Linked DNA regions of Mus musculus: regions 1 and 2 are each linked to region 3. A link is a loop called in an ENCODE intact Hi-C map of the cell type or tissue named here. Cell type or tissue: heart. All regions are shown on one strand. Region 1 holds the start of Tshz2 (teashirt zinc finger family member 2). Region 2 overlaps Tshz2 (teashirt zinc finger family member 2). Region 3 overlaps Tshz2 (teashirt zinc finger family member 2).

The links. Hi-C counts contacts between places; a loop is a spot of excess contacts. Peaks named below come from ENCODE experiments on the same cell type or tissue, not always from the same donor. Only the 100,000 strongest peaks of a DNase experiment are listed, where the experiment ranks them.
Region 1: a loop joins it to region 3, with 4 times the contacts of the local background. A loop is called at or near these places in 6 of 42 quality-filtered maps.
Region 2: it touches region 3 in a loop (1.8-fold over the local background); 3 of 42 quality-filtered maps call a loop at or near these places.

The regions. Positions count from the first base shown.
Region 1 is chr2:169,630,141-169,638,140 of GRCm38, forward strand. It overlaps Tshz2 (teashirt zinc finger family member 2), which reads left to right and starts at 2,369. Exons shown (of 2, transcript NM_080455.3): 1 at 2,369-3,639. The coding sequence starts at 3,600. It overlaps Gm34294 (a long non-coding RNA gene), which reads right to left and starts at 338. Exons shown (of 2, transcript XR_003953971.1): 1 at 1-338. In heart, CTCF peaks have their summits at 1,924 (motif pointing right) and 3,638; DNase peaks (open chromatin) are centred at 2,441, 2,901, 3,601 and 4,041; H3K4me3 peaks cover 3,465 bases; H3K27ac peaks cover 3,960 bases.
Region 2 is chr2:169,672,767-169,680,766 of GRCm38, forward strand. All of the region lies in intron 1 of Tshz2 (teashirt zinc finger family member 2), which reads left to right. Among named protein-coding and RNA genes, the nearest start is that of Gm34344, 9.7 kb to the left of the region's middle. In heart, no CTCF peak of the experiment used is centred here; no DNase peak of the experiment used is centred here; H3K27ac peaks cover 1,001 bases.
Region 3 is chr2:169,724,890-169,732,889 of GRCm38, forward strand. All of the region lies in intron 1 of Tshz2 (teashirt zinc finger family member 2), which reads left to right. Among named protein-coding and RNA genes, the nearest start is that of Gm34344, 62 kb to the left of the region's middle. In heart, no CTCF peak of the experiment used is centred here; DNase peaks (open chromatin) are centred at 3,962 and 5,832; H3K27ac peaks cover 2,413 bases.

The sequences.
Region 1 (8,000 bases), 95 kb before region 3:
GCCCGGTGAGCTATATTTCCTGTGGCCCAAAAGTACTGCTGAAAAAGACTGCACTGAACTAGTCATAGCTGGTAATTAATTGCCCGTGAGGAAGGGTCAGGGTGGCAAGAGGTAAGGGGCATATGGGAGGCATCTGAGGTTTCACTGGTCAAGCCTCATTACCAGTGGATACATAGTGGGGAGGAGCGAGGAGCCAGATGAGAGTCCATCACAGTGGCCACAGAAGCAACATCACCCCTAGTGCTGTTCAGTTGTATCTAAGTATGCTTTGATCTTAAAGTCAGCAGCATTAACTTTGTCTGACTCCTGAAGAGAGAGAAGGAGGAGGAGGAGGAGGAGGAGGAGGAGGAGGAGGAGGAGGAGGAGGAGGAGGAGGAGGAGGAGAAGGAGAAGAAGAAGAAGAAGAAGAAGAAGAAGAAGAAGAAGAAGAAGAAGAAGAAGAAGAAGAAGAAGAAGAAGAAGAAGAAGAAGAAGAAGAAGAAGAAGAAGAAGAAGGTGGTCTCTGGGCAGAAGATCTCAGACTGTAAGGAGCAAGTGGTTTGCATGAGATACTGGAGTCCAAGTGCTCAATGTATCAACTCCAGAACAAGGCCCATATGCAGCAAGGTTCCTGTCTAGAAAATCCGAGGTGATCCGTCTCCAAGCAGGGAAAATCTGGGCTCTAGAGGAGACTGGGCAATGTCTGTGAAACGTTCTGTCATCAGAGCAGAGGGAGGGGCCTGGTGTCTAGATGCCTGGATGCTGCCAAGCAAGCACCTTGCATTGTACTGGACCACACTCATCTCCAGTAAGCAGTGTGTGGCCCAAACTGTAAACAGATCTAAGGATGCAAAACCTGCTTCAGAGCACCAAGGTGAGCACACCCTCAAAAAGGCCTCTGTGGGCTTGGAGGGCTACGAACCAGGAGCTTCTACTGTTACACCAAGGGCCACCCTCGCAAGAGTCTCCTTGTCACCCAACTTCCTCCTTCTCCAAGGTTAGAACCTATCTGTGACTTGCCCCAGGCAGCCCCACTTGGTAAACATCCTTCCTTCTTCATACTCCAGATTCATGACAGTCTGTGTCTCAGGCCTATCAGCCCAGCTACTCAGGAGCCTGAGACCAGAAGATCCCAAGTTTGAAGACCTATCTAAGAATGAGTTCAAGGTCAGCCTGAATAACTTAGCAAGACCTCTGTCTCAACATTTAAGAAAAAAATGAAGAGGATCAGAAACATAGTTTAGTGATAGACTGCCTGCCCAGCATGTATGATGCCTTGCCTACCCAGCATGTATGATGCCTTGCCTACCCAGCATGCATTATGCCTTGCCTACCCAGCATGCATTGTGCCTTGCCTGTCCAGCATGTATGATGTCTTGCCTGCCCAGTATGTACGGTGCCCTGAGTTCAATGCCCAGTATCAGGTTCATTAGGCTCCTAGCTCTACCTCCTTCCGCTGCCTTCCCACTTGTCATTGACTTTCTACCCAACTGGAAGGAAGGAAAGCGTCTTCAGGACAGGGTCATCCTGTTCACACGTGCTGAAAGGTACCTACCTCCCCGTGTGCAGTGGTACCCAGGGAGACCGGGTTCAGCTACAATAGACTCTCCAGAATGGACTCCTCTTTCAGCCCCAAAACAACACTCAGTTTTAACCAATCCGGGCCACTCTGAAGTTGTACTCCCAGCATGCCCTGCTTCCTCTTCATTTATTGCACTATTGGGGGTGGAGCTCTATGTTTTCTGTTTGGCACCATTGGGAGATAGAATACGATAAACGAGGGCACAACTCCCTAAGAACTTATACTCTAGTGAGATCTGAGGCAATTACCCAAAGAGCGAGCTGTGCACAGCATCCACCTTCCTTGATGAGCCCAGCGGAGAAAGCAAATAGAGAAAGGTGGACATCAAATTTTCAGCAAGGTAGACCTCTGGGAAGTGACTGAACACCACCAGGGGGCAAGTTGTTTCAGATGTTGTTCCTCTCACCCTTGATAACAGCCACAATCTGGACTTCCCCACTCTCTGTCACTGTGGTGACTGTATAACAGGTGCACCATAGGTGCTCAATAAATATCAGCATTGGAAGGAAACACAATGAAGGTTATGTAATTAGTCTGCCCAGGAAGCAGAAGTTTAAAAAAAAATCCCAATACTCCAAGAAGGTGGAAGTTAAAGCAATGTGAACTTACATAGTGAGAGGAGGTTATTTGCTGGAGAACAGGTTGAGACTGGATATAGTCCCATCCCCCTAATCTGTCTCCCAAGCAAACCTAGATTGTCCCCTTCTAATCTCCAACTCTAACTGTCTCCAACTCTGCCAGAGCCCCGCCCCCTTCCTTCCCACTCCCCCTTTTCTTCCTCTTGGAGGGGCATCTAGACAGGCGGACACTCCACTGCCCCAGTGAGGAGGAGGTGGGTGCCTCCAGGGCTGCAGCCAAGCCGGCTGGGTCCTCTTTCTCCAGCTCCTCTCCCAGGCGGGACACTGTCCCTTTAATAGACTCCCTCTGCCTGGCGCTCTGCGGCTGGGGAGTAAATTTCTCCCTGTCATCAGGTCGCAGGGAGAAGAGGAGGAGTTTGTTAATGTTCAGTTTGTTCAGCCGGGATCGATGTTTGCTGGCATCGCCTCGCCCTGTCTTGTGTGTGTGTGAGTGTGTGTGTGTGTGTGTGTGTGTGTGTGTGTGTGTGTGTGTGTGTGTGTAAGAGAGAGCATATGTGGGGAGTGTGAGTGTAAGTGTGTGTGTGTGTGTGTGTGTGTGTGTAAGCGAGAGTGCTTGTGTGTGAGAGCGAGCGTGCGTGTGCGTATGTGTGGTGTGTGTGTGTGTGTGTGTGTGTGTGTGTGTGTGTGTGTGTGTGTGTGTGTGAGTGAATTCCAGATTTTCTGTCTTTCCCAAACCCGCTCCTGTCCTCTCGCATATCACTCACAGACGGGGATCTGACAGCAACAACAAACCTACAGTGAGTGATCTCTCCCCAGCGCGAATCCGCCATCAAGATCAGGGAAGAGGAGGAGGAGGAAGAAGAGGAAGAGGAGGAGGAAGAGGAGGAGGAGGAGGAGGAGAAGGAGGAGAAGGAGAAGGAGGAGAAGGAGGAGGTGGTAAAGGAAGAGGAGGTGGAGGAAGAGGAGGAAGAAGAGGAGGAGGGAAAGAGAAGGAAGAAGAAAAAGAAGAAATCCACTGTCTTCCCGGGATTGTTTCCCCCCTTATCTTTAAGCGCGAGTGTGCGCGTGGCGCGTGTGCGCCCCTCATCCCTGCCATCTGAACCCCGTCTTGGATGTTTAATAAAGAAATCAAGTGTCTCACCAGTCACCAAAAAAACAGCAAAAAGCAAAACCAAAAAAAGAAAAAAATCCAAAAGCAAAACAAAAAGAGAGGGGGAAAAAAAACCAAACAAACAAACAAGGCAGAACCAACCTCCACTTGCAAGCAGCAGGCGCGAGCCACATATCTGCCACCCAGAGAGGGGGTCTCCGGCCCCGCGCTGGAGCGCTGGCAGGGGGATCTTCAGGGGGACAGAGGCCGAGTGACGTCCTAGGAGCCACAGAAAGACGAGCGAGACTGCGGCCCCCGCGCGCGGCTCGGGGCTGGGGCGCCAGAAGTGAGACTGGAGCTAAGTAGAGCGATGCCAAGGAGGAAACAGCAGGCACCCAAGCGGGCGGCAGGTAAGAGATGGCTCCGCTCCGGGTGCCCGGCCCCTGAGCCCGGCGCACAGCGGCTCGCCCGCCCGCCCTCCTGGCCTGGGGCTGGCGGGGACGCCACCCCCTGGCGCTTTCAAGAGGGTTAGCGTGCGGGTGCCCTCTTCATCACCCCAGAATGATTTCCCCAATCTTTCCCTCTCCAGGCTCCCTCTGGGTGGTGGTGGCAGGGAAGCGTCCCACCAAACCTTCCTGGTTTAAACTTTTCCTCCCTCCACCCTCTACCCCACCCCTAACTTTTTCTCCCAGTCTGGCTTCTTGCCTCTGGAACCAAAGTCGGATTATGGATTTGGGGTGCAGGGGGAGGGAGATAGCCCCCTCTCATCCCTCTGAGAGGTCAGTGCTGATGGCTTCTGGCCTCCAGGGACAGTGTCTCCAGTCGCTGGGGCTCAGGGCTTGCAAGTGTGTGGCATGGCCAAGCCTGGGGCTGCAGGCTGGCTTTGGAGCTGTGAGCCATGAGGGTGTAGCATTGGTCGCCAAGGTGCAAAAGGCACCCCCGGAAATGAGTGGGGTTTTGGACGTGTTTTCTAAAAGGTTTCACCGTTTATAGAAATCTCATTCCCTTTCTTGCTTAAAGCCAGGTGGGGATGGGGGAGAGAACCCCGTAGAAATTTAAACAGCCTTGGATTTTTCTCTGCCAGATAGAGCTTTGGAAACTTTGTGGAATTGACTACCACCCTAGGAGCTGTCCTGTGGAATTCTTTCTTGCAGGGACCCTTCCCCTAAGGATCAGATCGGCTCAATAGGTCCCACAACAGATCTTCAGGGTTATTGCTGTTGTTTTTATTGTCGTTGCTGTTGTTGTTTTTCCTTTTCCCTTTTGGGTTGCCTAATTGCTTTTTTAATAGTATGCTGGGGTTTTGTTTCTCGGAATCGGAACAGGAAAGTTCATTTTTCTCCTGCCAGACCCACCCACTGAAAAATCAGCTTTCCACTCGATTGCTAGTTTTGATTTGACATTTGATTGATCACCTGTCATCTCACTGCCTTTGATCTATTCATTCTGATATATATCAATAAATCACTCACCATGGTAACTCCGAGTGGCAGTGACGCAAGCTTTGCCCTCTACATTCAGAGAGAGAAATGCACAATCATTATCTTGTTGGCTTTTAACGTGGGCGTTTTTATTTCTTTGTATCCTTTAGTTGATGGGGCTTTAGCAAAGTTTAAGTTTCCTTGGCTCCCCTGTTCCCTCTCTCTTTCTCCTCTGACTTTGAGTGGCAATGGGTAAGACTGATCTGGAGACCACAGCTATATTTTACTCTGTTCCAACTTGAGTCAAACATGGGAAAAGTCACCAGGACACTTGGGTAAACTTTGCAAAGTCACCAAGAAGAAGTGAGTTAGGAATCTGGGGAAAGCGGGTGCCAGTGTCTGAACATGCAAGCTACCACGTTCATAACGCTTCACCGCCGCCTGATGCCATCCCAAAGAGCAATACGTGTGCTTCAGAAAATCCAGTTTCCTTCCCTCCCGAGTGCAGAATCGCTTCCTCGGCCATGTGTAGGTCGCTCTGAGTTGCTTTATTATAAAGCTTCCATTCATGAATTTTCAATTGTTTCTCTCAGAGCAAAATAACGAAAATATTCTTAGCAACACACACATTTGCAACTTGTCTATGCAGGGGGATTTCTTTTCTCAACTCTGGTTACTTCTTTTGGAAACAATAGCTCTCTTATTTTATTGTATCTTTTTAACTCTCGCACTCGGCTTGACTATCTGACCATTTGAGGGTGTGTGGCGGCCTTCAAGACTTCCTACGAGTCTGCCTGCTGCAATCAATGCTAGCAACACAAGTTCACGTGTGGCTGGATTATCAGAGATGGCATCCCTGTTGTTTGTTGTCCCGAAAGAGAGCCTTGGGCTGCAGTCCAGCAGAAATGATACTGCCCTGAAAACTGTTTTCTTTTTCTTTTTCTTTTTTTTTTCTCCTTCCCTTCCTTGTAGTTCCGGTAGAGGCCATCAAGAACTAGGCAGCAATTTAAATTAGCAGAATGACTGGACATGTCTCCTTTCACAAGCTCATTACAAAAAGTGCCTTGCTCAGAATTGCTCTACTTTAATTATAATTATCCACTGATCAATGGAGATCCAGGTGTGCAGAAAATGACGCTGTATCACATTATTTAAATTAGATCCTTTCGCTAAGCTGGTATCTATTGGTGCTGGCTACTTTTTTTTATTGTTGTAGTCTCTCTCTCTCTGTCTCTGTGTGTGTGTGTGTGCGCGCTCTCTCTCTCTCTCTCTCTCTCTCTCTCTCTCTCTCTCTCTCTCTCTCTCTCTCTGTGTGTGTGTGTGTGTGTGTGTGTGTGTGTGTGTGTGTGTGTGTGTGTGTGTGTGTGTGAAACTTGTGAGTATACTTTCAGTTTTCCGGCCGATTGGATTCGTAGTGTCTTTGCAAGACTGTTGCCATGATTCTCATCTTGTTCCCTAGAAGGCACAGAAATCCTTTTCGAGCTGAGATGGGATAATTGATCTCATACACAGCGAGTTACCCTGCTCCATGTATTTATCTGTTCACATACTAGTAAGATGGGTTGTTTTTCCGTGGTGTTTCTTCTTCCCATCCGAGGTCACCAGTGCCCGGCTGTTTCAGGATGAGTGAGGCAAAGTTAGCTGAGATTCCCCAGTCAGCTACCATGCAGGGAAGGGGTGTGTGTGTGTGTGGGGGGGGTGCCTCTCAGCCTGTAGCTCTGCTAACTTTTATCACTGCTTAAAATTAAATACAACGCACAACTGTAAGTGATTACTCCTGTGGACCGATGTTGAAAGCTTGATTCCTAGTTTGATTAATGAATAATAGAAGATAGAAAAAGCCTGGCTGGGAACCAGCGCTGAAGCTCTCTCTCCTGGAACCTCTTTCTCCCAAGAACTCTTCCAGGCTGTTGGGTTTCTTTCCTCCATTCGGCCTAAGGGTGATGTTTCAAGGCCTTGGTGGCCAAAACTTTCTAATAAAGCAGGTCTTCTAAACTCAGCCACAGGATGATATACTAAGTGATGGGGAATTTTAATCTGTTTTATTATTACTACTATTATTATTATTTTAGATTCCTCCCACTGCCTCCTATGTATGTCAGGTTGGAGGGGCAGATATGCGGAAGGCCATTCTCTTGAAGTAAACAGCTAAGGGGAAACATTTCTCCTGGCAATATCTCTGGTCCTCATTTTCTAAAGCTTCACTCTTCCACACTGCTAGCTCTTGGGGCCAGGAGGAAAGTTTAAAAAACAGCTTTCATATCCCCCTATCGTGACTGTATGTGTGTGCTCGGCTCATTCTCTTGATTGTATGTTTGGCTTATCATTAAAATTCGTCTGCTCTTACCTGGAAATCTTCAGGAATCTGCTCTGGCATCCTCTCCCCCCGATTCATCTCAGGGAAGATAAAAAGACGATGGCAGGAAGGTTGAACAAAAAAGAAACTGTCTAGATGTGTTTGCACGTTATAGGAAGCAGAGCGCTTGAATTTTCACAAAACCGTAGGCATGGTCTCTCACAATACTTTTCCTAACAACCCTGGCCGTGTGGTCTGCGTACACACGTAGCAGAGGTTTTACTTCAGCGGTATAGAATTATTTTTATAGTATGCCCAGCCAGTCACAGTTGAGCATGGGATCGTCTGTAATCACATCCCTGTGAATATCTAACATGCCTGTAAGTTATTTCTCCTGCCTTTGCTCACCCCAAGCCATTCTGTGCTTTTTTTTTTTTTTCTTGTGGACTTGTGGTAGCTTCTGATAATCCGGTCTTTTTGTGAGGAGGCTCGCAGGAGAGAGCATCTCCCTCAATTTATTTTGTTTATTGAATGTGGAGATGAATAATGCAGATTTTGTTTTCATGGATGTCCTTGTGTAGCAGTAAACATCAGACTATTAGCAATCATTACTTAAAAGTTGCAATTTGCACCTTAATAACACAGGTTATTACTTGGCAAACGCATTCAGCAGGGGCATTTCTAAATGTGCTGCAATGAGGTAGGAACAGCCAAGAGGTCTCTTTTTCTACTTCAGGATAGTGTCGAGTCTGGACTGCACAGGGGCAGGAGCCGGTGGCTACAATTGAAGTTTGCCTTGAATTTCCTGGCAAGCAGGACCCAGGTTGTTTTCGGACTCTGATTTTCTTTCTTTGCTTAAGCATCCTTCAGAGAAAGCAAGTTTACATCTTGAACTCTAAAATGCCCCATGTTGTGGGTCTCTTTGCTTTCCAGGATGATGTGGTTTTAAGACAAGTATACACACACACACACACACACACGAGCTCACAGGGCTCCAGCAACAGTAGCTCCGAGCTATTCTTGCTGTTTAAAGCATATTTCAGACTACAAAGGC
Region 2 (8,000 bases), 52 kb before region 3:
CACATGTGCACACACACACAAACACAAGTTGTTCTCTTTGCACCGGGAAAAAAAATATAACTCACACTCCCTGTGCCCTGGGGCCCCCCAGAGTAGAAGCTGAACTCCTTGAGTCTCTGCCTGCACAGTTCCAGTCACCTTCCTTTCAAGGACGTACTATGTTCTCTGTGCCCTCCTAGCCAGGTGAGTGCCTAGCAGGCGCAGGTCTCAGAGCAGAAGATAAGAACACAGAGCTCAGTGGGACTGAGAAGTGTGATCCCAAAGAAGCAGATGCTGTAGCTTGGACAGTACAGATGGCAGCCACTTAAGCTGGTAACTGGTGACTCCCAGGCCCACCACATGGTAACCTATGGCTTCTCAGAAAATGACTTCACTGTGAGACATTTTGACATGAACATTCTTTAGTGAATCAGAGTTAGTCAAGGCAGCAGTCAGCTAGTATGTTGTCCATTCACCTTTGGGGCAGTTGTCATTACCAAGATCACTAACCTTGTCCCTTGTTGCCTTTTGCCTTTTGCCTTTTGCCTCTTGCCTCTCTCTCCTCTCCTCCTCCTCCTCCTTCCTCCTCCTCCTCCTCCTCCTCCTCCTCCTCCTCCTCCTCCTCCTCCTCCTCCTCCTTCTTCTTCTTCTTCTTCTTCTTCTTCTTCTTCTTCTTCTTCTTCTTCCTCTCTCTCTCTCTTTCTCTCTCTCTCTCTCTCTCCTGCATATATACAGTTAAATCTCTTTTCTCTCCAGTTAGCACCCACCTGGTCACTCTTAGCTCCATTTCTTCAGCCTTCCCCCTGACCCCTAGATGCCTTCAAATTCCTCGCTACTCTGAGTGTGATCTGCCAACAGGCTACTTCCATCCCTAAAGCACCATGGTCTTCCTTGAACAAGCTCCACATGGGGTGTGGTCACTCTTTAAAGCCTGGGGTGTGTGGTTGTAGTATGCTCCAGACCCCCCCCCGCCCCCAAGCAGCTGGACTAGGTAAGACATTCTTTGTTTATGGAGGATTCACATCCTTTGATATTTAGAGTGGTGTAAGGCTTCCACGCTGCCTTAATTAAGACGCTTTTATAGTCTGAGACACAACAGACTACACTTCACACACACACACACACACACACACACACACACACACACACACACACACTGCACAGAAGACTTGGGCTCATTTCCAGGTCCAGGGCGCACACACTGGTGATGCCCTTTCCTCTTCTCCTCAGGCCTCATTCTGCTTTGCAGCTCCACGCTCCCCTCCTGTGGCTTCTCTCTCAGATGCCAGCTGGGTATGCCCTTCTCTACAGCAGCGGGCTGAACTCTAAGATGTCAAAGAATGGCAAAAATCAGCCACCATCCCTAAGTCCTCTCAGTGTACAGGGATTTTTTCTTTTAGTTGGACACATTTCACTTAGTGAAAACTTTCAGCGACTTGTTTTTCTTCTGATTTCATTTTGGCTTGATTAGAAGGAAAACAAAATGTCTAAGAACAATGTTCACATGGAACCCCTGCAGTAAAAATGCATGGGTCACACCCATGCCGTCTGATCATTGAGGGGTCAAACTGGTGCCATTCGTTCCTTGAGGCCACTACTGGTAGGAAAAGTCTGTGACCCAAAGTGGAACAAGAGATGGATGACTTCCTCGCAGTCCATCCTATCTCCTAGAAGTTGGACATTTCCTGTGAGGAAACCTAGCATTCTCTGACAGCCATAACTCATAATTTTAGCATTGGTGTCATAGAAATAAATAGGTGACCCGCTGTGGCAAAAAGCAGGGTAGAAGAAGGATACTGAAGTATTTAAGGTGACAACTGTACGGGAAGTTCAGCACCTTCCTGTTTAAACAGGAAATGGCCTTTCTCTTAGCTTGTTATGATCCAGCCTCCCAACCCTCAGCTACTGAAGCACAGACAATAGTCTCAACAGTCGTGTGAGGGGTTATTAGTATTGTCCTTGAGATTATAGTCTATGGAGGGCCATGTCAGTTTTCTTTACCACGAAGAGCCCGGATGAGACGAGAATTCAATGTGATTATCAGTAACAAATGCTTCTTAGCACAGAGTAAAGATAATTAAGCCCATTTCACTATCGATGGTAGCTTCGTGTGACCTAGGAGATGGAACAAACACTTGGACTCATACATTCATCTAAAGGATGGCATCATTTATCACCCAACTACTATGTGCCAGGCAGGGGAAGGTCCACCAGGGAAGACAAGAATGAAAACAAAAAGTGGACTCTCTTAGTGAGAGTCCCTGCTTGCAGAGGTGTCTGTTGCAACATGCCTGCCTGTAATCCCAGCTACTTAGGAGGCCGAGACAAAGGGATTCCCCCTGTAAGTCCTTACTGGGCGATGGAATTAGTTCAAGATCAGCTTGGTTAACTTAGCATGAGTCTGGTCTCAAAACAAACATATTGAACAGATATATTTAACCATGACGCTCTCACTTCAAGCTTAATCCTACCCTGGACTCCTGGACACCTGGACACTTCCTTACAGCTTACCCATCGCCACTACTATGTGCTACATGGAGCCTACTGTGTTCTCATCTCTGAAAGCAGCAGGCCTGTTCTCTTCTTCTCGCTGGCCCTTCTCTGCCTCTTCTTCCCAGGCTCCTCCTCAGCATCACGTCCTCCAGGACGCCCCTCTAGCCACTCCCCCATGCATCCTCCCTAGCCTCTACCGCTCCTCTTTCTTCTTTGTCAAATTGATCCTCCTTCCCATGGCCTGTCACTCTGCAGAATTGTCACATAGCATGTACCCGTGCCATGTGCTGAGACAATAGCTCTTTATTGGTGTGATTTTGCCTCCCAGGGGACATTTAACATGCCCAGAGAGAGGGAGTTGCTGGGGTGCAGTAGGTAGATCCAAGAGGTCCTCTTAGGCCTCTGCTCTGACAGCATAGCCCTTGGTAATGAAATAGCCACTTGCAATGTCTATATTGCTGTGGCTTTGAGCTCCAATCTGGGAAGTGTAGGACAGGTAGAGGATGCCTGCCCATGCTTGCACGGTCTCAGACACTGTCTGAGCTGCCGTGGAGATGGGCTGTTCACTGTAGCTCTAATTAGGTATCCGGGCAGCCTAAGAACAGAGGGGCTTCAGGTTCTGAGACAAACCCTGTCTAAAAAAAAAAGGCAAGGCACGATGAGACACCTGGTGTTGACCGCAGGCCTCCACACATGTACATGTGCATTCATGAATGTGCGCGTGCACACAAACACATACACACACATATATGCATACACACACATGCACAGGTTTATGCCTAGATAGAGGCTTTCCCAAACAGTTAAGTTAAGAAATAGTCAATGAGGTAAATACAATTTTTTTTAAACAAATAGTACCTAGATTTAAAAACAATGCTAAAAGTGCCCAGGACGAGATGGAGATCTGATAGTGCTAAGTGTTCACATGTGACAAGCCACTCTAGGGACATATTACCTCATATGGTCAGAGCTGGTTGGGCTCAAGTGTCACCTGCCCGGGGAAGCACTCCTGGGTTTCTTTTCAACCCACCTCCCTGCAGTGGCTATGAGCCCTCTCTGCTGCGCCTCAGGAGCTCCATGTGTGGCTCAGGACAGATGATGCAGGGTGGTGATGTCTGTCATTCAGCTGTCTGCCCATGGAACTCTGGTCCCACAGGGGTTTATCCGTCTTAGCTATTTTACAAATTTGATTCTAGTGCTGGTCCTGCCAGCCCTGGGCCCGTGTAGATATTTTAAAAATAAAACCAGGGACCTTAGTTTGGTGAGATCTGCTGTAATATACTGAGAGATGCAAGTATTGTATGACTATCTGGCAATTATTGGTTCAGGAAGCTGAAAAACCTACATAGTTCAGACTTGAAGGAAGGTTGGCCCTGATCTCGTGAGCGAACAGAACTCCTTTCCAGGTGCTGAGGGTTGGAGACTCTGGCCTCCAAAGCCTACTTCACATTCCAAAAGAAAGAAGATGTGTCTCTTCTTTTGTGCATGTGTTTCCTGTTAATTATGCAAATTATTACACACACTCACACTCACACACACTCACACCACCTGATGTCATATGTCACGTTCCCAAGCACTTCTCAGTTGAAGTGTGCTGATTGACAGCTTGGATCCCCATTTCACTTCAGTGCTCAAGGAGATTGGTAGCCAAGGGATTCTTCAAGAATCCCAAGAAACATGGATGGGACTCTCCCGATTGGAAGTATTGCCCTTTAATGCCTGAGTCTTTGCAGAAGAGACTTCACCTATGACCTGTCAGCCATCTTTACAGCCGTGCACATAAAACAGTGGGCAGGGATCCCGAGTACCACTTCCCTCTCAGGCGGGCGGCCTTCTCCGTGCTTTAGCTCACATGCCAACCTGCTCTGCGGGGTTTCTCTCTGCACACCACAGAGAAAAGCCTAATCCAGCACGCCACCTTCATCAGGGTTCTCAGATCTGCACCAAGATCTGATGGTGTTTTACCTTGTTACAAATGTCTCCCTCGATTTTCCCTTCCAGGTATACTTCCAATTTAAAACTACGTTAGGATTATTTTTAGGTGCAAGTCATTAGTGCTGGGATGTGGTTTTCAAACAGATTTATTCTCTCTGTCACTGGTTTCGGTGTTTGAGTCGCTGTTTAAAGTGCTGGTTTATCTCTTTTCTCTTTCTCTCAGTGTTTCCCTATGAATGGAAGCACTGGGGGGGGGGGCGGGGGGGAGATGGAGGGAGGGGCCAACTCCACACCTGTTGAATTGTGGGCAAATCTGTGTCCTACTTTTTTCTCTGACTGGATGACATTGCAGGCGAAGTCACAAACCATAAGGAAGACCCGATGCTTGCAGGGAGCTACAGGCCTGGCTTGCTCAATTCATGGGGGCTGATGATAAAAAGGGAGTGCTGGTTGACCTGTTCCCGTTCATTTTTTTTTTACTTACATGTATTTATTGTTCTGTGACACATCATATGTATGGAGACCAGAGGATAACATTAAGGAAGTCGGTTCTCCTCTTTGTCCCAGTGGATCCTGGGCATTAAGCTCAGAGGTCATTGGTCTTGGCAGGAAATGTCTTACCAGCTGAGCCATCTCTTGGGCCTTGTCCCCGCCTAATTTTAAAAGAGACTTTTCTAGGCAGTTCTATCCAAATGTAGGTCTAGGTTGCTGTACAAGGCTTGATCTAAATACGGTGATATTGATGATCTCTATGCAAACAACCAGCCGGTACTCCTCCCATGTGTGTGCACTTCTCTGTGTGTGCATTTGTCTCTCCATGTGTGCCTGTGTGAATGTGCCTTTGTGTGTGTGTGTGCGCATTTCAGTATGTGTGCATTTCTCTCTCTCTCTCTCTCTCTCTCTCTCTCTCTCTCTCTCTCTCTCTCTGTGTGTGTGTGTGTGTGTGTGTGTGTGTGTGTGTGTGTGTGTATAAATACATGCATATACCTGTGCTGTGGAAGGCAAAGGCTAACATCTGGTGCCTTTCCTCAAAAGACAGCTAGCTTGGTTTTGTTCACTTTGTTTGTTTTGCTTTGGGACTCGAGGTTCATTGATTAGGGTAGCCTGGCTGGCCATCAAGCCCCTAGGAATGCCTCTGTCTCTGACTCCCCATTGGGGCTGCAGATGTGCACCGTCAAGCCAAACTTTTTCCTTGGATGCCAGGGACACAATGCAGGGCCTCAGGCTTGCAGGAGCACTTTACTGACAGAGCCATCTCCTCTGTCCCCATTTGCATTTATTCTCCCAGTGCAGTGACTAGGTCCCAGTGAGCACCTGCAAGACGCTGTCATCAGAGAAAGACACAGAGCTCAAAGTTGCCTGTGAGGAAGGAGACATAAGTGGCTCGGAAAAGCCTTAGCTATTAAACGTCCAGAGGCAGGCGGGACCTGTGGTACAGACTCCCGTAGAGTGAGCTTGTCACATAAAGATGGGGCTTTGCCTCCATGTGACTCTCCATTCCTCCTCTTAGCATTGACTTCAGAGTGGAGGAGCTGCACACCTCCTCACTCGGCTCTCTGAGGATTGCACGAAGGATGAAGCAGACCCACCAAGAGCTCAGGGCAGTTGCTTCCCCTTTATAAAAATATAGCATAGGCTAGCTACTGGCTTCTTCCTCACCATGGATCCTATTGTTATGATCAATACCATCATTGGTGTCTTTTAAAGTACTTCATACCCAGCATTTCTTTTTCCTGATTTTTTTTTATTTCATTCCACGTCTTTGAAGAAGAGGGACCTTCCTTTTTGTATTTCCATGAGACCCATGGAGACCTGTGTGGTTTGTCCACTGTGAGCTGGACCCGAGGCCCATCACCTTCTTTTCTGCCCATAAAGCTGAGAAGTCAGTAGTCTCCTGTAGCTACTGCTGGTCCCACAGAGAGGCCTCACCCTTGAGCTTAGGACCACATTCCAGCTTAGCCAAGCATCACTGGCTAGCGTCACTGGGTGCACCATTCCTGTAGAAACTACTATGGCTTAGGGGGTCCTAGTAGGACATACAGCTGCTATGGAAACTCTGTGAGCCACGTCTGAAGCTGCCTTGGTCTCGAGTTTGTAACGCATTTCTAGATGAAGAACTCTACTTAAAAAAAAAAAAAAAAAAAAAAAAAAAAAAAAAAAAAAAAAAAAAAAAAAAAACCGCCAGGCTCTCGGCTGTGGTTCCCAAGATAAGAGAAGTCCTCACCTGACTGGGTAAGCCCATAGGCTGTGGAAACAGAGACTCACGCTGCACCCTGGCACTCACCTGACCTGTGAGCCTTGCAGTCACTGACAAGAAGGTTAGCCCACTAGGCCTCCCTTCCTACGCTGTAAAGGGGCCCAGTCCAGCTTTGCCTGGTTTCTCATTACAATCCCCTTGCCAAGACGTCTGCCAGGGCTGAAATCAGCCTTAGCTGATCAATATCCCTCTCCATCTTACTTCCTGCTCCCCTCCACGCCCCCACCCCACCCCATGCTGGAAGGAGAGGGTAATTTAGGAAAATCCCTGAGAGGCTGGCCCTTCTCTGGGGGAAAAGATGGTAATAGTAATGTCTAAGCAGCAGGTACCCTTAGGACCCTGATATAAAACCAGATTCTCTGACCCAACCCTTGCGAGTCAAAGGCCCTGGAGGAGAGCCTGGCGTTCAGGTTTTAACCCAGCCACAGGCACTTCCTTTGGGCATCAGTTTGGAAACCCTGGTTTGAATGAAGCAGTACATTCTCTCTCACACAGGATCTGTCTGGTCCTGGCTATCTTTCTCCCGGTTTATTCAACACTGCCAGGTCTGCCTAGTTGGAACCTAATTTCTCCCTCTCGTAATGAGGAGAAATAGCCTTCCTTTTGGTAATTCCTCCTGTGATAAGCGTGCATCTCATATTCTGTTTTTCCAGATAAGGTGTGAAGTGGGGCTGGCTTTAACAACATCAGCAGGAAGTTGTCAGTTGCCAAGGCAACATGCTGGTGGGAGGAAGGAGAATTGTCCTACTTTTCACAGGGAAGGTTAAGCTCATTCTGTGCCCTCACAGACAATGGGGCAGGGTAGCAGAGAGGACCTTGCATCTGAGTGCTTGGTAACAGAGATGTGTCTGGCCGTTTCTCTCGCCTCTGAGTTTCTTTTGAAACCTTTCAGGTGAATAGCAGTGACAAGTTTCACTCTGAGGCTCTGTCAAGAATTTCAGGACCTCAATACAGTTACACATCACTTTTTTTTTCTTTCTAGAAGAATTTCTGAGATGGTATTCAACAACAGACGGAAATAAGATAAACACATGAAAGGAAGAGATTAGAGAAAAGAAAATCACGATGCCCATAAGGGGATCCTTCCATTGTCCCGAGTGTCAGCTACAAGACACAGCCACCACCGGGGACAAAATGAAACTCAGGAGTTCCTGGTGGCAAATGGGAAAAAAAAGAGGAACAGTGTGGGTCAAGGGTCCCCTCATCCTTTCCAGAGAGAGCAGACATCATCAGGAAAAGCAAACGATTTCCTAGAACTACAGTCTAAGAGCAACTGATGGTGGGGGACTCCACGTAAGGTACACAAGTATATTTAACACAGCGCCAGTGCTAGCCG
Region 3 (8,000 bases):
TTGGGAAATCCCGATGCACCCGTTCTCAATCACGGGTGGCTTTGCATCCAGCTCATCCCAGATCCCTTCTCAGTTATCAAAACAGAAGGGGCGAAGAAGGTGTTAGGAAGAGAGCTCAGTCGGAAAAGTACTTGCCTTTTGGTACTGGCATTTGGTCCCCCAGAACCCCTATTTCAAAAGGCCAGGCATCGTAGCATGCAATTAGAATCCCAGCAATGGGGAAGTAGAGACTGTCAGAACCTGATCCCTGGGGCTCTCTGCTCAGCTAGCCCACTTGGCAAGTTTCATGCCAGTGAGAGACTCTGTCTCCAAAACAAGATGAGTGGTATCCAGCCACCACACATATGCACGCAGGCATTCATGCGTGTGTATCCACATACAGTAGAGTGAAAGGGCTAGCATGTTCTGACTGACATCAAATGGCTACAGGCCACTATTGTTGACAAATGTCTATCTCACAGCAAGAGCCACATAACAAAGCCACCAACCAGCAGTTGTGCCCTGACTGGCCAACCCTGTTGGAGACTAGTAGATGATGCTACTTCACGCCTTTCTGGTGCCACACTCCAAAGTTCTAATCGTTCAAGAAGGCATCTAGGTTCTGGTAGATTGAAGACAGGTCTTTAACGGTAAGCACAGGCCCTCACCTCTTCCTTTCATTAAAGGGATGCACAAGCCAGTGGTTCTCAGCCTGTGGGTCTTGACCCCTTTCAGTGTCAAAGGACTCTTTCACAAGGGTCCCATATCAGATATCCTACATATTACATATTTACATTACAACTCACAACAGTAGCAAAATCAGTTATAAAGTGGGGGTCACCATGACAAGAGAAAGCATATCAAAGGGTCTCAGCATTAGGAAGGGTGAGAGTCACTGGCCTGAATAATACAGATGTTAGTGAGCATGAGAGGAGGGTCCCACTGAGTCCCTTTATCAAAGGCAATAGTGCTGTATTCTCCTCTCAACATTGGGTAAGCTTGAACAGTACAATTAACTGTCCTTACCTGTCCACTTAGACCTTGTTGTGACATAGCAGGTGACTCTAAATGACTTCTTGGTTTCGTCGTATCTGTAAGAACTTGTGGAGTCCATAAATGACTTACAAACTTTCACTAGTGTGATAAAGGTAGCAGTATTAGCTCAGAAGGTTTTTTTTTTTTTGAAGTACCACTGTAAATTTGAAAAATATAGTAATTGAGTTTACGAGACAGGGTTGTTCTCTGATTGTTGACTGAGGATTGGGTAGATAAAGTCACCAGAAAAGGATGACCGTTAACCTTAGGAAAGAATAAAGGGGTGCAATTCTACCCATCTGTCCATCTGTCCACCCACTCACCCAACCATCCATCTGTACCCATACATCCATATGTCTACTAATCCTGCATCTATTGACCCATCCACCCATGGACTCATTCATGGATGCATATAGCTACCCACCTTGTCATTGACTTGTCATTTTTCCATCTATCTACTGATTCATCCATCCATTTGTCTACTCAATCATACATGAGTACATGTACCCACCTACCCACCCACTCATCACTCATCCATCTATCCATCTATTTATCCATGTATTCATTTATATACCTACCCAACTTACCTATCCATCCATCCATCCATCCACCCATCCATCCATCCATCTGCCTGCTCTCTGCCCGTCTAGGCTGAGAGGAGAAATCCTGGGCTGAAGCAGGATGGTGAGTGTGGTGGCTGGGATGGTCCAGAGACTAACCATCTCTCAAAGCAGAAACTTGTTTTATTGTATCAGTCTTTTGTTTATATAGGGTTGAGGAAGGAGGTGGGGATTTTTGGTGAGGCAAGATGACATGGGGGTGAGGAAGAGTGACAGAGCGTATAGGGTGAGATGATGTATGGGGTGGTGTGAGATGACAAGGGATGTGGGGTGATCTCATGGGGCCTATAAGAAATTGGCACATCAGCGGTAGCTAGGCAGAGGCAGGCTTACACTGGTCATGTATGGAAGTGACTGAGACAGTTTTCAAAACTTGAGCCAGGCTTGGATTTGTCCTCAAGGTCCAAACCAGGGACAAATAGGGCCCAACATCCATCCATCCACCCATCCACCCATCCATTCATCTATCCATCCACTCATCCATATACTCATCCATGCATTCATATATCCACCTACCTAACCATCCACTCATCATCTGTCCATCTATCCATCTACTCGTTCATACATATGTAAACCTACCTACCTACCCATCTGCTCATCACCCATCCATCCATCCATTCATCCTTCCATCTATCCACTCATCCATGCATGCATACATCTACCTAACCATCCATCCATCCATCCATCCATCCATCCATCCATCCATCCACTCATCCATGTATTCATACATCTATCCACCCACTTGTCCACCCATAATCTATCTATCTACTGATCCATTCATCTAACAATCTATTTATCTATCCCATATGGATAGAAACACATCTGAAATATAATTCATATTAAAATGGTTTTTTTTTTCAACGCTGGGATATTGGATGGTTTTAGGGGTTTTTTTCTTAATGTTTTCTTTTCCTGTTACTTAACTACAGTGTGAGTCACTTTTAACAATGAAATTATTATCTCTTAAAAGGAAGAGGCTGATATGGGATGAACTAATGGATCCTTTTCAACAGTCCAGCCTGGGAAACTATTCTGAGAGATGAACAGAGTGATTCTTGCACACTATTAACTCCATCTGCCAAGTGGAAAACATCCCTCTGTTTTCAGTTTGGGGTCCAGGTTGATGGATGGGACTTTTCCATTGTGAAATATGCATGTTTAATTATCATTTCCACTGACCTCAGTGTTTGTACTCACAATATACATCAGCTGAATGCACAGGCTATTAATCACAAGGGTTCTGTTCAGGGTTTCTCTGGGCCAAGCTTTCATTGCATACTTTAGGATATCCAAAGTGTGGACACTACTGTGTCTGAGTTCCAAATTTCAAGAACGGACAAAAAGTGACAGGCATGGCTTTCCAGTTCCGGGTCTTACATGTCACTATGAGGGAGGTTACCTTCTGCTCAATGTCACCCCCCTGTGGGGCCCTCCTTGATGACTTTTGAAGTTAAATATATATTCCCTTGATTAAAATACTCTTTCCTTCTTTTAAGAATACTTTTAGTAATGTTTGTCTGTGTGTGGGGAAGGGGTGACATGCAAGCCAAAGCTTGTGTGCATGTGGAGGGCAGAAGATAGCTCGTGGGAGTCAGTTCCTTCCTTCTGCCATGTGGGTCCTGGGGTTCAAACTCGGGCCATCAGACTTGGCATCGAGCAAGCGCTTTACCTTCTGAGACAGATCATTTGCCTAGTGGCACACTCTTTGACTGAGAAGCTAAGTGTCTTTTTCCTCATTGCACACCTTTCGGTATTCAAATATACTTGAGACAGCACTGATGAAATGGAATCCTTGTATATCTTGAGCTTGTATATCTTGTATATCCTTGTATTTTGAGCTTCCCTGAAAGGGATGATCAAAACTCTGGCCTTTGTGTTGACCCAGGGCCTCAGTTTGTCCTTTTGGAGAGAACCATTCAGAATTCAAGTCAAAGAAAGTGGGTTTAGTGTTAGGTTGAAAAGAATCTGTGACAAATGCAACAGTAAAACAAGCCTGGAATTTTTAATACTTCTATTTATTGGAATAGGTATGGACTGGAGAGGCAGACAAAACTTACACAACAATGAACAAGGGAAAGGAAAACTGTGGTTGCTGTGTCTGAGTTCCAGGGACTCTTAATAAAGGCATATTCCGATTGGGAAGAAACAGAAGCCTATCTGCGCATACAAATGTAAATCACTTCTTTGAAACAAGGTCTTTAAACACCTCACCCCTCCTGGGCCAGGCATGCGGGTCACATGCTTCCTGTGTCTTCAGAGCTGGGCTCCACTTATTGGGAGCCACTGCAGGAGGGAGGACTTGTTTGAAACATGCTTGACTCCCCCATCAGAGCCCTAGCCCCTCCCTAGGTGTTTGGCCTCAAAGGTCAGTGTTTTTCCCAGTCCACCACAGCTGGTTTATGTCTGCTTTTGCCACCGGCGTTTCCACCAGGCGGAAAGCTTTGAAAAGGCTCCAGTCACATTTTGAAACTTCATGACAAAAAATTGAATGTCATCCAGAGACTAGTTTAGGATTTAAACATCGCTGTCAATCTAGGCTGTCACCACCACGAGATTTTTTACCCCGACGATAGATCACGGTGATGTGCTGGCCCTGACGGGTCTTGGACTGTTAAAACGATTGAGAACGGAATCTACTGGGCCATGCAAATAAATAAAAAGAGACAGGGAGTGTCAACCCTTGATGTGATTGCCTTCTTGGTTGTCAGGTCCTGGATGTTTCCAACCAGGCGTTTCCTGTTCTTTCCCGGTAACAGTCTGTGCAATGGGAAACAGAGGAAGTGGGACCTCCACTTCCTCACCAGTTTGAGGGTTGATAGTTTTGATCATTGAATGGCTAAAGGACAGACTAAAATGGAGACACCATTAGAACTGAAGTCAGATTCCAAAAATGTGTGTCTGTGGACAGAAAGAACAGGTCACAGACGCTGATTGCTGACATGAGCTGATCTAGGCAGGCAGAGAAGGAAGTACAAGGGCCAAGTGAGAGGAATCATGGAAGACGGGATGTAGAAACTTTAAGATGGAGGAACGTAGACATAGAAATGGTTGGATGTAAATGGGAAGGTGTGGTAGACATGTGAAGGGCTTGGATGGAACGGTCTAGGCACAGGAAGCAAGCCACCATGACTGACAAGAACTAAGCCACCCCTAAGTCAAGAAAAGATCAGAATGAAGATGTTAGTGGCAATGGAGTAAACGACCATCGCCACCAGCAAGGGGACTCATGGAGCACTCAGGATTGGAGATATTCAGTTTTCAGCCAGGGAGAACCCAGGAAGGACAAACAAAGACAAACTGGTTGGTTCTGTGGGTAGGATGTAGGCTCTTCCGGGACAGTGTGAGAAGGAGCTAGTGATGCACTTGATCAGTTAATAGCCCGGCACCAAAACAGGCAGATTCCCTGGTCACCTCTACAGGCAGGATCCTTGCTATCTATTCCATGACTTCACTCTCCTCATTTGTAGCGAGAGGTGCTTGCGCCAGATGGGTTTCCAAGGCAGTTCCCAATTTGGGAGAGAGTGGTTGGGGGCCCTGTGAGGAGGCACCCTGTTTTAGGAAGATTCATCTGGCCCTCTGGCAGTGGCTTATAAAGAAGGCTGATGAATCTTCACCAAAACAACAAGCAGGAGATGAGGGGAGATGATGGGACATAGAGGAAGGGTGATGGTCACCAGGGACCCTGGGGGACTTGATGGCTTAACTTGCAGCCAACCATACAGTTTCCAAATTATGTGGTGTTGGAAAGGGTTCAAATGCAAAAGGGACTCTCCAGTGCAACCCCAGTTTATTCAGGACGTTACTAAAGAAAGAGTGATAAACAATGGCATGCAATCTCAGTGTTGTGAGTATTTGCATAAAGGGAAAAAAAGACCCAAAGATAGGAGGTAAAGAGATGGGGAGATGAATTCTGATGGAAAGGCAGGGGAAAGGAAGCAAGAAGGATTCGGAGTCCACGTGGAGAAGTCTCCAGGGTAGCGAAGATGGAGAACTGTGAACTTGGCAAGATCAGCACGCAAGAGAATCCTCTGGGATAAAGCCGTGCCGTTTAGTTGGAGTTGAAAGGATGAATCAGCCTGGGATAAGGGATGAAGTAGAGAGAGGCAGAAAGAGTGACGAGGGTAGAACCTCAGCGCTGATCCATGTATTAGGACCAATTTGAGATGATCCAGGGCTAGGAAGGCCAGCGAGAAGGGGGGAACTCAGGGAGGTTAGGTACGTGGGAGCCAAGAATGAGTCACAGAGAGGGGCAGGGGAGGCATCAGAGGCTGCACAGAGGTCAAAGCCAAACAGCCTGACAGAGGGCCAGTGAATGTGGCAATGGACAGATCATCTGTTATCTCCACAAAGGGGTAAGTGACTCATGGCCGGATTACATCACCTTGGATAAAATTAATACCAAGTTTCCTGATAGTACTTCCTTAGATGCTGTGAGAATTGGCTTCACACACTCCCTAACTCTTCTGAGAGCTCTTACATTCGTGAGCACACTAATCTCCTTTAAGTAGTGCAGCGGAAAGTTAAAATGTGCCCTGTGGACAGGGTGGGTGTATTTCTGCGACCCGAGCCCTCACCTTTGCGACATTCGGAAAGCCAGCTGGTCCCTTTTTCTCCACACACAGGCAAGGTACAATGGCTAATCTTGTCAATTTGACAGGTCTTAGGATCAACTAGGAGATAAAACTCCCTCTCTCTTTGTCTCGTGTCTCTCTGTGTGTGTGTGTGTGTGTGTGTGTGTGTGTGTGTGTGTGTTTGTGTAAGCATATTTTCACCAAGGTTTAGCTAAGGTAGGAAGACCTACCCTTGAATGTGGGTGACATCATCCTATGAACTGAGAATCTAGGATGTAGGATGGATACAAAGAGAGACAATGAGTACCAGCACTCATCCCTATGCTCCTTGACAGAGGACTCGGTGTGGTCAGATGCCTCCTGTTCCCACTGCCACCCCTTCCCCACTGAGATGAGCTCTCTCCCTGCAGACCAGGAAACCAAATGAACCCATCAGTCCTGTGATTGCTGTTTATAGAAATTCTGTCCTAATCATGAGAACCGAGGCAAATACAGCAGGGCTTTGGTCACACACATGCATGGGTGTGCATACACGTGCACACACACTCATATCCATTGCTAATCTGACTTTATACCTCAAAACTTTATGTGTTCATGATAAAAAAAAGACAGAAATCTATAAACTACAGATAAAAACTACTGACCTACCAACCTCTGAGCAAATCTCGCTACTGGAGTGATAGCTCAAAATAAGGATTCTGGGGCCTGAGAGATGTCCTCAGGCTAAGAGCCACCCCTGCTCAGGTCCTTGAGTTCACTTCCAGGCACCCACATAAGGGAGCTCACAGCTGCCTGAGACTTCAACTCCAAGGAATCTGATGACATCTTTTGGCCTCTGTGGGCACACATGTACATGCACACACATGGGCACACATGTACATGCACACACATGCACACACACGCTCACTATTAACAACAACAACAAAACTTTAAAAATAAGTATATTGTCCGAAGCATTTCATTTCAGTTGCATCTGTCCCATTAAATAAACACCAAGGCATTTTGCAAGAAGAAAATTTCAAATAATACCCACTAATTCCCAATAATACCCACTCCTTGTAAAAAGGTGTTAAGTCTAAGCGCACACAGGCCTGCCACCTCCTCGCAGATGCCTGCTTGATATTCCCTAAGGTATAAAGAAGCACTGTGACACCAAGAAAATATGAGTTCGAGGGAATTTGAAATAATCAGGATTTCGTAGCCTTTATTAATTGTAGCCTTGGTCTTTGGGAATCATGAAGCTACTATATTTTTTATAAAAGTTATTAATAATTAGATTATATTGGAAAGGATGAGGCTGGTTGCCAAGGTACTGGGAGGAGGAGCTTGGGAGGCCCAGAGGGTGCAAAGCAGAGTAGCTTCAGCTACACTAATAGGAGAGGAGTCAAAGTAGGGGGATTCGGAATCAACTCGGGGGTAAAGAGCAATGGGACTCGGCTGTTGGTCCAACTCAGAGGAAAGGACTGAAGAGGAGGGAAGCATTGAGGATGTGAGCATCTGGAACTGCATTGGGGACAACTGGGTCTGAGGTCATTTGCAGTAACTGTGAGGGCTTTGGGTTTGTTTGTGTGGTGGGTTAGTGTGTGTGGGGGGGGGCTTGGTTGTTGGGTTAGAGGGTTGGTTGTTGGGTTAGTGGATTTGGTTGTTTAGTGGGTTGGTTGGTTGGTTGATTGTTTAATGGGTTGGTCAGTTGGTTGATTGGTTAGTAGCTTGGTTGGTTAGTTGGCTTTCTTGTTGGTTGGTTGTTGGGTTGGTTGATAGATTTTGTGTGTGTGTGTGAACTTTATTTTAGGCA